Regions from separate parts of the Homo sapiens genome. Here region 1 is linked to region 2. A link is an interaction called in ENCODE POLR2A ChIA-PET data of the cell type or tissue named here. Cell type or tissue: GM12878. All regions are shown on one strand. Each heading gives the region's core, and the rest is flanking DNA. Links, peaks and the distances in the headings are about the cores only.

The links. ChIA-PET counts read pairs that join two places held together with the same protein. Peaks named below come from ENCODE experiments on the same cell type or tissue, not always from the same donor. Only the 100,000 strongest peaks of a DNase experiment are listed, where the experiment ranks them.
Region 1: POLR2A ChIA-PET joins it to region 2 with 5 read pairs; 1 of 35 experiments calls an interaction of 5 or more read pairs at or near these places.

The regions. Positions count from the first base shown.
Region 1 is chr20:31,715,328-31,720,652 of GRCh38, reverse strand. All of the region lies in intron 2 of BCL2L1 (BCL2 like 1), which reads left to right. It overlaps BCL2L1-AS1 (BCL2L1 antisense RNA 1), which reads right to left. Exons shown (of 4, transcript NR_187576.1): 4 at 3,809-4,032. Among named protein-coding and RNA genes, the nearest start is that of BCL2L1, 4.9 kb to the left of the region's middle. RefSeq lists a silencer at 2,259-2,358 and an enhancer at 2,589-2,638. In GM12878, for the core only: no CTCF peak of the experiment used is centred there; a DNase peak (open chromatin) is centred at 3,032; H3K4me3 peaks cover 4,058 bases; H3K27ac peaks cover 3,224 bases.
Region 2 is chr20:32,062,420-32,067,788 of GRCh38, reverse strand. The region is part of intron 1 of HCK (HCK proto-oncogene, Src family tyrosine kinase); the gene reads right to left. Among named protein-coding and RNA genes, the nearest start is that of HCK, 13 kb to the right of the region's middle. RefSeq lists silencers at 74-123, 2,832-2,881 and enhancers at 3,142-3,221, 5,151-5,220. In GM12878, for the core only: no CTCF peak of the experiment used is centred there; DNase peaks (open chromatin) are centred at 1,758, 2,938 and 4,808; H3K4me3 peaks cover 600 bases; H3K27ac peaks cover 4,569 bases.

The sequences.
Region 1 (5,325 bases), core at 1-5,000, 350 kb after region 2:
ATTGTAAATCTTGGCGATAATGTGAGCACAGTGACTGACACCAGCAAATTCCCTTTCCAGGGAGGGAGAGTTCTCCTGCCCATCACTGAGCCAGGATGAGATGGTGGTGAAAGCTTCTTTACCAGTGGTCACTGTAGGCAAGTTTTGCTCTTCAGTGAATTCAGTCCTGTTTTCTTGCTTATCTCCCTACCTAGCGGAGGTGCAGGTTTTATGAGAGATGTTCTATCCCCTCAGAGTATGCAGAAAAGCATCAAGCTGTGGAAAATAAGTCATCCATTGAAGGAGCTGAGGTGGAAGGGGACATGCACCATGGACTCAGGAATGTCAAGAATGCAACTGTCTATAGGCTGGGCCTAGGGTGTGGCAGGCACTTCACTTTACCACTGAGCAAGAGACCTCCTGAGTTTGCCCTGGAACCCCACCCCCTCTCTCATTTTGCATTTCTTTGCAATTTCAACTCGTCTGTGCCAGCTCTTGTAAAAGGCAAGGGGGTCAAGTCAATAGAGGTCAGATAACTGGGGTGGGGTCAGGGGAGGTAAAGGTGGTGGGTTCTCTTGAGCTAGCTGACTAGACTTGAAAGCCATTCTGTAAATGAACTCTCTAGGGGGATAAATGATTAAATAGTTCCTGTTGGTTTGTGCAGTGACCTCTCCTGTTCCCTCCTGCTTTGATTCTCTTTTGGGGCAAATATTTGTTCAGCTGATTACAGGAGGGACAGGATTCCAGTACTGCAGACACACCCTCTGAGGCATCTCCAAGTAGGGATTGAGGCTGCTTGCCCACTTTGCCTGACTATTGTCTTTGGCCAGTGGTCCTAATACCAGGTGGGTTGTTGCCAGCTATAAACAAAAGGCAGTCTGGGAGAGGTGCCTGGTCTGCTAGCCAGCCTCTGCAGAAGGCTACCCCTACCAGAGAATTGCCAGCTGCCCAGTGGTGCATATGAAAGAGGTCTTAGACACAGCAACTCTGGGTAAGTTTATTAGATCTCCATGGGGTTGAAATTCCATCTTCCATCTCTTTGCTTAAGAATCATCAGAGCCTGTTGGACAACATACCACATGTCACTTCCTCTTGGTGAACAGAGGGGATGTGTGTGGAAGAGCCAGTTATATCAGAACCATTTCTGAGCACACATTCTCTCCCTAAGGCCAGGGAGTAAAGAACATTTGACTCAGGATCCTTTGAGCCTGGGTAGAAGGTACCCGCCCCCTTCCTCTCAGGTATTATCCTGTTCCAAGCTGCACCGACTGGCTACTGTGGTGGCATCGGGTAATTATCCTGGAGACTGCGGCTGGGAGATCCTTAAGGGTAGGAGTTATGGGCTATTCTACTCAGGGCTATGTTCTAAATTTAGCATCCCTACAGGAAAGGGGAAGGAAATTAGTCTTTATTGAGTACCTGTTAAGTACTAGGCACTGTGTTAGGTCCTCTACTTATGCAACCAGTGTTTCTTGAGCATCTACTGTGAAGCTAGCAGTGTACTAGGTGCTGGCCATAAGCCACGCATGGTACCTTCCTTCATGGAAACGGCATGCTGTTTCATATATTCTACAGTAACCTTCCAAGGAAGGTGAGTTTATTCCCAGTTTACACATGAAGGTCTTTGTGCCTAAGTGACTGACCCCAGGTGTCCCTCAGCCAGTTAAGTGTCTGAATGAGAATTTACACCAAGGTTGGCATAATTCTAAAGCCAACACTTTTCATCCTATCAAGTTGTCCAGGGAGTAATAAAGTGACCTAGACATGCTGGCCCAGAAAGCCAGAGATGCTGTTGGGCCAAGCAAACCATGCCTGTGAAGGTGCTCACTCTGGACTGATAACTGGCTTTGTTCAGGTAGCTATGGGAAGGATAGTTGGCAGTAGCAGGTTCCCAGAGGCGTGTTGGTAGCCTCAGATTCTGGCACTGGTAAAACTCAGACATGGCAGGTTTCAAGTGGGCATCAGGGTTTTGCCCAGAGTGAGCTGCTTATTAATTTTTTCTTTTTTTTTTTTTTTTTGAGACGGAGTCTCGCTCTTGTTGCCTAGGCTGGAGTGCAGTGGCGCGATCTCAGCTCACTGCAGCCTCTGCCTCCCGGGTTCAAGTGATTCTCCTGCCTCAGCCTCCCAAGTAGCTGGGATTACAGGCATGCGCCACCACACCTGGCTAATTTTGTATTTTTAGTAGAGATGGGGTTTCTCCATGTTGGTCAAGCTGGTTTCAAACTCCCAACCTCAGGTGATCCGCCTGCCTCAGCCTCCCAAAATGCTGGGATTACAGGCATGAACCACCGTGCCTGGCCCCGGCCAATTTTTTCATTGTTAAAACCCTCTCAGGCCCTGCCAATAGATGACAGTGGTGTGCGTGTGGGGAGAAGGTGGCCTGCCCCAGGTATCTCTACTTAGTGGTGGAGTGATGCTTCAAGGACTGAAAGTGTAGACCCTTAGCCAGATTACTGCCTGCCTGGAGTCACCTGATGAAATGCTGAACCTGTTCGGCTGTCTTGTCCATCTGTCTCTCCCGCCTGTAAAATGGAATAATGATAGCCAGCTGCCATAGCTTGACTCGAGTAAAGGATCTAGCACAAAAGCCCTTCTCCTGCCATAATTGTAGGGTGGAAACCCTTTAATGAATGGGCAGCTTCCCTCAGAGAACTGACTCTTCCCCCTAGAGTTTCTCCTTGAGAAACAAAGTCCCTGTGATACTTTCCTGGAATGTTGTATACATGACCTTCCCCGAAGGGACACAAGTGTTTCTGGTGCTTTCCAATGGGAATGTGGGAAGGGACCCAGGTGGGCCTTGCCACTTTGGGATTGCTGTCCCTGAAGAAATCCCTTAGCCTGATAGAAACGTAATTGTTGGGAGCAATGAACTGTGTTGGGGGAGAAAACATAACTTGGCCTTTCTTAAGCTGTATGGCTCAGTGGTCTGAGTTTCTGTAGATCTCTTATTGCCTAATGTGGCTTCTTCAGATGGATGTATGCTTAGTTGAAGCACCTCAGCTCCCTTTGCAGATAGTGGCAGTTCTGTGGTTTTCTTAGGGAAACCCCATTAGAAACCCCAAATGTGGAAATTTTTAGTAATCTCATTCGGGTCCCAAAATTAAGTAGAAGTGTCTCAGGGGCTCCCCCTTGAAACACCTACTTCTTCTGAGTGTACATTTGAGGTTGCTCTTAAAATTCTGTTACCATCACAGGGTTTTCCAGACTTCCTAGGAATAATTTCCCCAGTAGCCCCACAGAGCCCTTTAGCTTCTGTCGAAAATTACCCGGGTATTTTTTCAGGGGGCTCCAATGGAACCTGGAGGGTTTTCTTGACTTTTGTATGGGTGTCCCCAGATTTGTTTGGGCTGCATGAAACAGCAGTTGTTATCTCTGTCCCTTCCCCCAGCAGATATCTGTCCTGAGGCCAGTGGGCTTGAGCGTCCTCCTCTGTGTCCAGTCTCCCTGGTTTTGCCAGTGCCCTCAGCCTTCCATCATGGGGCTTTCTTGAAGCAACTGTGGTTTTGCCTGAGTTTAATGTGGATAGACATAGGGGTAATTCCCAGTGTACTGCTTTTCTACGGAAGTATAATCTCCTACTGCCTTAATTAAGCAGAGGCCCTGTCCCCACCCAACCTCCAACCTAATTCCACAGAGTCCTCCCTAAGGACTCCCTCTTTTTTCTTTGAAGGAGTCACTCTACTCCTGGATCCTCTTCTCTTCTGCCCCTCTATCCGACAGTCTGTCTTCCTTGTTCCCAGTTGGCAGACCTGAGTCAGGCAATCCCACTGGGTCTTTTTGTTTAGCCTGGGGAAGAGAAGACCCAGGAGAATATCACCAGCTTCAGATATCTGAAGGAAGAGGGACTGAGTCTTTTTTTATTGGTGTGGTACCTGGCAAAACTTGGATAAATGAAAAGAAGTTAACAGTTGGTAGAGCTTAAATTATGTGCAGAGAAGACATTTCTAACAGATTTACTCTGTCCTAGATTTAGGAGCTCCTCAGGGTGGAGGCCACATCTTGTCCATGCTTGTTTCCTCAGCACTGAGCAGAGGCCTTGGGCATAGCAGATACCTAATTGAAGAGAAACCCACTAAATTTCTGAAGAAACAGACCCTTGTCAAGCCAGAATAACAATAATGGGAGTGGCTATTTACCTAATAATTCATTCGTTGAGTCAAACAATGTTTATTGAGCTCCTACTGTGTACCATACTGGGAGTATGGCAGTAAACAAAAGTAAGCAAAACTAAGTTTCTGTCCTCATGGAGCTCACATTCCAATGAGGAGTGACAGGCAATAAATATATAATTACATGTTTATATCAGATGATTGTACATGCTATGAAGAAAATAAAGCAGGTTGGGGCATAGGGCATGTCTAGCAAGGGAGGGTGGGGCTGCAGTTTTAAAAGAGTGATCAAAGAAGGTGTAAGGGAGAAAAAAATGGCTTTCCTCTACCCTTCTAGGTCCTTTGGCTGGGCTGAGAATTAAATTGACATAGACAGATTAACTGGAGGAAAAATAATTAATTACATAGTTGTACACAGGAATCCTACAAAATATGAGGCTCAAAGAAGGGTCAGATAATTGAAGCTTATATAGCATCCTGAGCTACAGAAAAGAATATGGGGCTTGGGACTTCTGTTAGGGGCTTGAGTGGCAGCAACCCAAGTTATGGCAGGGTGAGGGAAAGAATTGGTGGTGGCGTGTGTCTGTGGTCCCAGATACTGTTGAGGGGGTGTACTGAGGTGGGAGGATCACTTGAGCCTGGGAGGTGGAGGTTGCAGTGAGCCGAGATCAAGCCACTGCGCTCCAACCTGGGTGACAGAGCAAGACCCTGTCTCAAAAAATAAAAATAAAAAGTCTCTCTGGTAATAAAATTTGTCTGGAGCAGCCCTCTTCCTAATACAGATACCTTTACTAGTGTAGATTTCCTTTTTAGATGTGAATTTCTTTTACAAAAGGACAGCTTTTCAGAGCTACTCTTATGTCTGCAGTTTCTCAGAATAACCAGTTCAAAATATGCCAAAGAAGTATATTTTTGGGGTGGCATATTGTTTTCCTACAGTCATATTTTGGGATGGTATGTCCTGAGTCCCAACAAAAGTATTACCTAAATTTATTTGAGCCAAGCGCTAAATGAGGTAAGGAGGTGGATGATGTAGGTACCCTACAGCAAAGGGTGTTTAAAGCAGAGGGAATGGACTCAGGAGGGAGCATGCTTGACATTTTCAAGGATGAGCAAGAAGGTCAATGTGGCTGGAGAAGAAACAGCAAAGGGGAAAAGGGTAGAAGGTGGGGAGGGAATGGTTGAGGAGGAGGATGGAGAAGTAGGTGGGGGCCAGATCGCATACAGCATTACAGAC
Region 2 (5,369 bases), core at 158-5,157:
TGCTCAACAGCCGTCTGTGGCTCAGAGCCACCATATGCAAACATGCAGAGACAGAATGCTCCCATCACTGCAGCACAGGAAAGGCTGGTGCTCACACCTGCGTTCCTCAGTGCTTAGCCCAGTGTCTCCTGGCACACAGTAGGAGTGTCATGCACAGTGAGTGAATGGCTGCATGCCTGGCGTGCCATACTTTATGTAGTAGGAAGTAAAAGTGTCTGAGCACCATAAGACGGGGCAAAAAAAAAAAAAAAAAAAAAGTAAAAGCATCAGGACATTCCTGCTCTATGACCGAGTTGAGAAGGGGAGACTGGACACACAATTACATTCCGAAGCCACATACTAAGAAGCTATTAGGAGATACAAAAAGTAGAATGGTGGTTGCCAGGGGCTGGGGGAAGGGGAAGTGAGGAGTTAGTGGTGTTCAATGGGTGTAGAGTTTCAGATGAAATGAGTTATGGAGATGGATGGTGGTGAGGGTTGCACAACATGCTGAATGGATTGAATACCACTGAAGTGTACACTTGCAAATGATTAGGATGGAAAATTTGTTATGCATATTTTACCACAGTTTTAAGAATGAAAGAAAAATAAGCTACTAGGGAGTGGTAAACATAGGAGGGGCCATGCAAAGATTGCTAAAATACTTATTGGGTGAAAAATGCAAACTGCAAACATGTACATCAAACCACTCTTCTAAAATGAATTTATGTGCCTACGTGTATGTTAGTAAGTTCGTATAAAAAGCAACCTGTTTACAATAATAATTGAGCAGCAAGATAATGAGTTGGGTTTTGAAGAACAGGGAGGATCTGAATAGATAAAGATTGGGGGAAAGTCAAGAATACTCCAAAGAAGAACCGACTTCCAAAAAGGATTTGAAGGAGCTTATAATATTAAACCATACACAGAGCACTGCAAGACTCAAAAAGGGTTACTCTACACCATATAGAAGGGAAAGATTATTGAACCAGAAGCCCAGGGTGGGACTGCTACTACCATTGAGTACTAGATTTATCTCTGAGCTTCCTAGTAGCCAAGATAAAAATGGAAACTTGTACAACATCACCATAAGATCCCAGGAAGCACAACAAATTGTCTGTTGACAGAAACAAATATTTTTTGAGTATAAATTCAAAAGAGAATTTGTTCTGTGGCTCCTCATAAAAAGGTCACTGGGGCTGGGTGCAGTGGCTCATGCCTGTAATCCTAGCACTTTAGGAGGCTGATGTGGGTGGATCACTTGAGGTCAGGAGTTCGAGACAAGCCTGGCCAATATGATGAAACCCTGACTCTACCGAAAACAGAAAAAATTAGCCAGGTGTGGCGGCGCACACCTGTAATCCCAGCTACTTGGGAGGCTGAGGTAGGAGAATCGCTTGAACCCGGGAAGCAGAGGTTGCAGTGAGCCAAGATCGTGCCACTGCACTCCAGCCTGGGAAACAGAGCAAGACTCTGTCAAAAAAAAAAAAAAAAAAAAAAAAAAAAGTCACTGGAGGGCACAATGGACAATTTCTTCAACTGTGATTTGTCAGCAGAATCTATAGTATGTTGGTGAGTGGTTCCCAAACAGATGGTGCTGATATTATTCGGGTGAGTTTGGGAACAGGGGATGGGGTGAAGGTGGGGAGAGAATGGTGGAAGAAAGAGGTTTATGTAGCCCAGGGCCTCTCTGCAGAGTGCCTTGTGACAAAGTGGTTTGAGTGAGTTTAGAAATGCAATATGGTGCTCAGAGTGTGGCTAGCGTGAGAACCAGCAGCCTCAACCTCACAGGGGAGCTGTAAGAAATGCAGAATCTCAGTCCCCACTTCCCAAATCAGAATGTGCATTTTAACAAGGTTCCCAGGCGATTCATGTGAACATTCTAGCCAAGAAGGCTAGAGAACCTCTTTTGCTCCTGCCTCCTCAGCATCTGTCCCTCTTCAGATAACAGTACCTGGATTTTCCTTTGGAGAACCAGCTTTCTCCCACTTAGTGCATGAAGTTTGGTGGGGCCGATCCCACCCTTGCCTTCAGGAATTGGCAACTTGACACAGGCCTGGCCAATCAGAGAATCCCATATCCTCTGGCCCCCTGGCTACAGAGATTGGTTCAGTTGTAGGCATATACGTCCTCCTCACTGAGGCAGTCTGCCCTGGGATTTTGCTGCAAAAATTAGGGAAAAAGCACCCTCTTTCTATAAGGATTGTTGAGATGTAGGAACCTGGAGTTCTTGGAGGCCACCTCAACATCATCAAGGTAAAAGCTGCTTTAGAGTGAAGCCACCAGAGAGGACAACAGAGCTGAGGTATGGAGATAAAGTAATTCCTGAAGATAAATTGAGCACCTGGATCCAGCTATGCCTGAGGCCTATACACCTCAGGATTTTTCCAGTCCACGAGCAAATAAATTATCAATTTTGCTTAAGCCAATTTGAGTTGGGTTTCTGCCATTTGAACTCAAAAAGTCTCCACTGATTCTTGCATATTCTTGGGTCACACTCTGGATTGAATGAACCAGTATCTGGGAGTGAGGTCCTGGAATCTGTAGTTCTAACAATTCTACAGGAAATTAGTATATACACTAAAATTTGAGATCCACCAATGTAGCAGAATGAAGGCTGAACTTGGGAGTCAGAATACTTGAGTTTGGATAGCAGTTCTGCCACTGACTGGGTATGTGACCTTGAGCAAGTCATTTGCCCTCTCTGAGCCTTATTTTTCTTTCCTGCTAAATAGGAGGCCTTGCTTCTCAGGCTTGGCCTGAGGTCCTATGTGACTAGGGATGTGAAGGACTGTATAAAACTTCTGCATACGCATTTCTCATCTAATGTGCTTCAAAAGCACGCTCTGAGAGCAGAAGCAGTCTGCCTGGTTGCACACCCACTCAAAACTGCTGATCCCTGGTAAAGATACTTCCTCGGGCCACTGCCGTCCCTGGGAACCTGAAACCTGCTCCTCACCGCCTCAGCCTCTGCTGAGTGAAATGAGAGAGGTCAGCTTGCTTGTGCCTGGCTGCTTCCCAGGGTTACCATGCTGGCTGTGGAAAACTCAGAGACTCGGCCTGTGCTCTCAGAGTCAAGCTCAAGGGGGAGAGGCCGGGGCCTGCCTGAGCATCCATCCAGTGGGCTGGAGATGGTTTTCTGGGAGCTTCTATGCTTAAGCAGAAACCTGCAAGGGCTGAGGGTGTGAAGCCCTGGATTGTGGTCCCATCTCTGCTATAAGCTCATTGTGTGATGTTAGGCAAGTCTCAACTTGTCTCTGAGCCTCAGTTTCTCCAAATGTGAAATGAGATGTTGGATTAGAAGTTCTCTGAAAGAAGAAGCTGCAGCTCTTTCCTGCATAGAATCCATTCCCCCCTTCTTCTAACAACAGTTCTCCAATTTTCCTTTGGGAATTACTCCGCCCCTAGTCTCAGTTTATGGATTGGGATAGAGTTGACTCCAACCCCTGGCTGTAGAGGTGGATCTGTGACCAAATCAAGCCAATGAGAGTTGCAGTAATAGAAGCAGAGATGGGTGGATGGGCGCGGTGGCTCATGCCTGTAATCCCAGCACTTTGGGAGGCAGAGGCAGGTGGATCACCAGAGGTCAGGAGTTTGTCCAACATGGTGAAACCCCATCTCTATTAAAAATACAAAAAATTAGCCGGGCTTGGTGGCAGGCATCTGTAATCCCAGCTACTTGGGAGGCTGAGGCTGGAGAATTGCTTGAACCTGGGAGGTGGAGGTTGCAGTGAGCCGAGATTGCGCCATTGCACTCCAGCCTGGGTGACAGAGAGAGACTCTATCTCAAAAAAAAAAAAAAAAAAAAAAAAAAAAAGAAGTAGAGATGGGCATGTGATTCAATTCTGGCCAACGAGAGCCAGCCCTTGGTTTCTAGCTGGAAAAAAAGGCCTGCAGCAGCAAGGCAAACCCAAGAAATAGAGAAATGCAGACTCTCAGCCTTGGATTAAGCCTCGCCTGAAGCTGATATCTCAGGGATTTTCCAGTAACCTCCTTCTTCTGCTTGAGCCAGTTTTGAGTTGGATTTATTTCCCTTTAAACATCAAAGAGTCTTGCCCAGTGCAGAGGGAATTCTTATAAGGGATTGTGATTTGCACTCAAGTGCAAATGGCTGATGGCAAAGACCTCCCTGATACCAGGTTTTGGTAGAAGAGAAGGTAAGATGGTACTAGACCTATTAGAGTAGGTGAGGATGGGAGGAATATGGACCTCATTAAGCTGATGGCACTGAAGCCATGCCTTAAAAGGACCTGGTTATAGAGACTGGGTGCAGGGGCTCATGCCTGTAATCCCAGCACTTTTGGAGGCTGAGGTGGGAGGATTGCTTTGAGCCCAGGAGTACAAGGCTGGTCCTGACAACATATCGAGACCCTGTCTCTACCCAAAAAAATTAGCCAGGCATGGCGGCATGTGCCTGTATTCCCAGCTACTTGGGAGGCTGAGGTGGGAGGATCACTTGAGCCTGGGAGGTTGAGGCTACAATGAGTTGTAGTCATGCCACTGCACTCCAGCCTGGGTTACAGAGCAAGAATGTTTCAAAAAAAGAAGCACCTGGTATCTAATAGGCCCCCCATACACATTCGTGTAATGGATATATTATGTTCTACTCTCTATGGACCTCATCATACTTGGCTGAAGTCAACAGACCAGAATTATGAAGTTATTTTTCAGATAGGGAAATGGAAGCCCATGGGAGAGTGGGTCCCCCGGCTAGTCAGTGGTAGGTCAAACTGGCACTCAGCTCTCCTGCCTGTCATCATCCACTGAGGTCAGCCCCAGAGGCTGTGGGCGATGAAGGGGAAGGGGAGAATGAGGAACCCAAACAGAACTCTCAAGAAGGCAGACCGCTGGGGGCCCAGGGCTTAAGGCTGTTCAGTTACAGGAACTTTCCCTTCTCAGAACAGCTCAGCAATGGGGGTGGGGAAAAAGTATTTCCTCAACAGGAGCCAATTCCCTGAGCAGTGCCTTGGGGGTGCAGAGCCCAGCAGCTCCCTCTCCTCGGGTTCCCTGACTGTCTTCTGAATGAACTGTCTTTATCCCCGAGTGACTACTGTCCCTAATAGACAGTTAGGGGTCACTCCTGACTTCTCACGTCTTCCCTTTACTGAGCCTCAGCTTCTTTCTCATAGAGCTCAAAACTTTGATTTTGCAAACAGGAGGAAACTTGGGAGATCAAAATCTTCATTGGACAGGTGGAGTAACAACCCCAAGAGGCTGCGTGGGCCCTGGCTCACACGATGGCGAGCGACAGAGCAACACACTAAAGGAGAACTCAGGGCTTTGATCATTTGCCTGGCTGAGCCATAGGGCTGGCTCTGAGATGCCTGTGTTCCAAACACTTATTCAACCACATATAAAACTCATAGCATGTTCAATGTTACTCTTGGGAC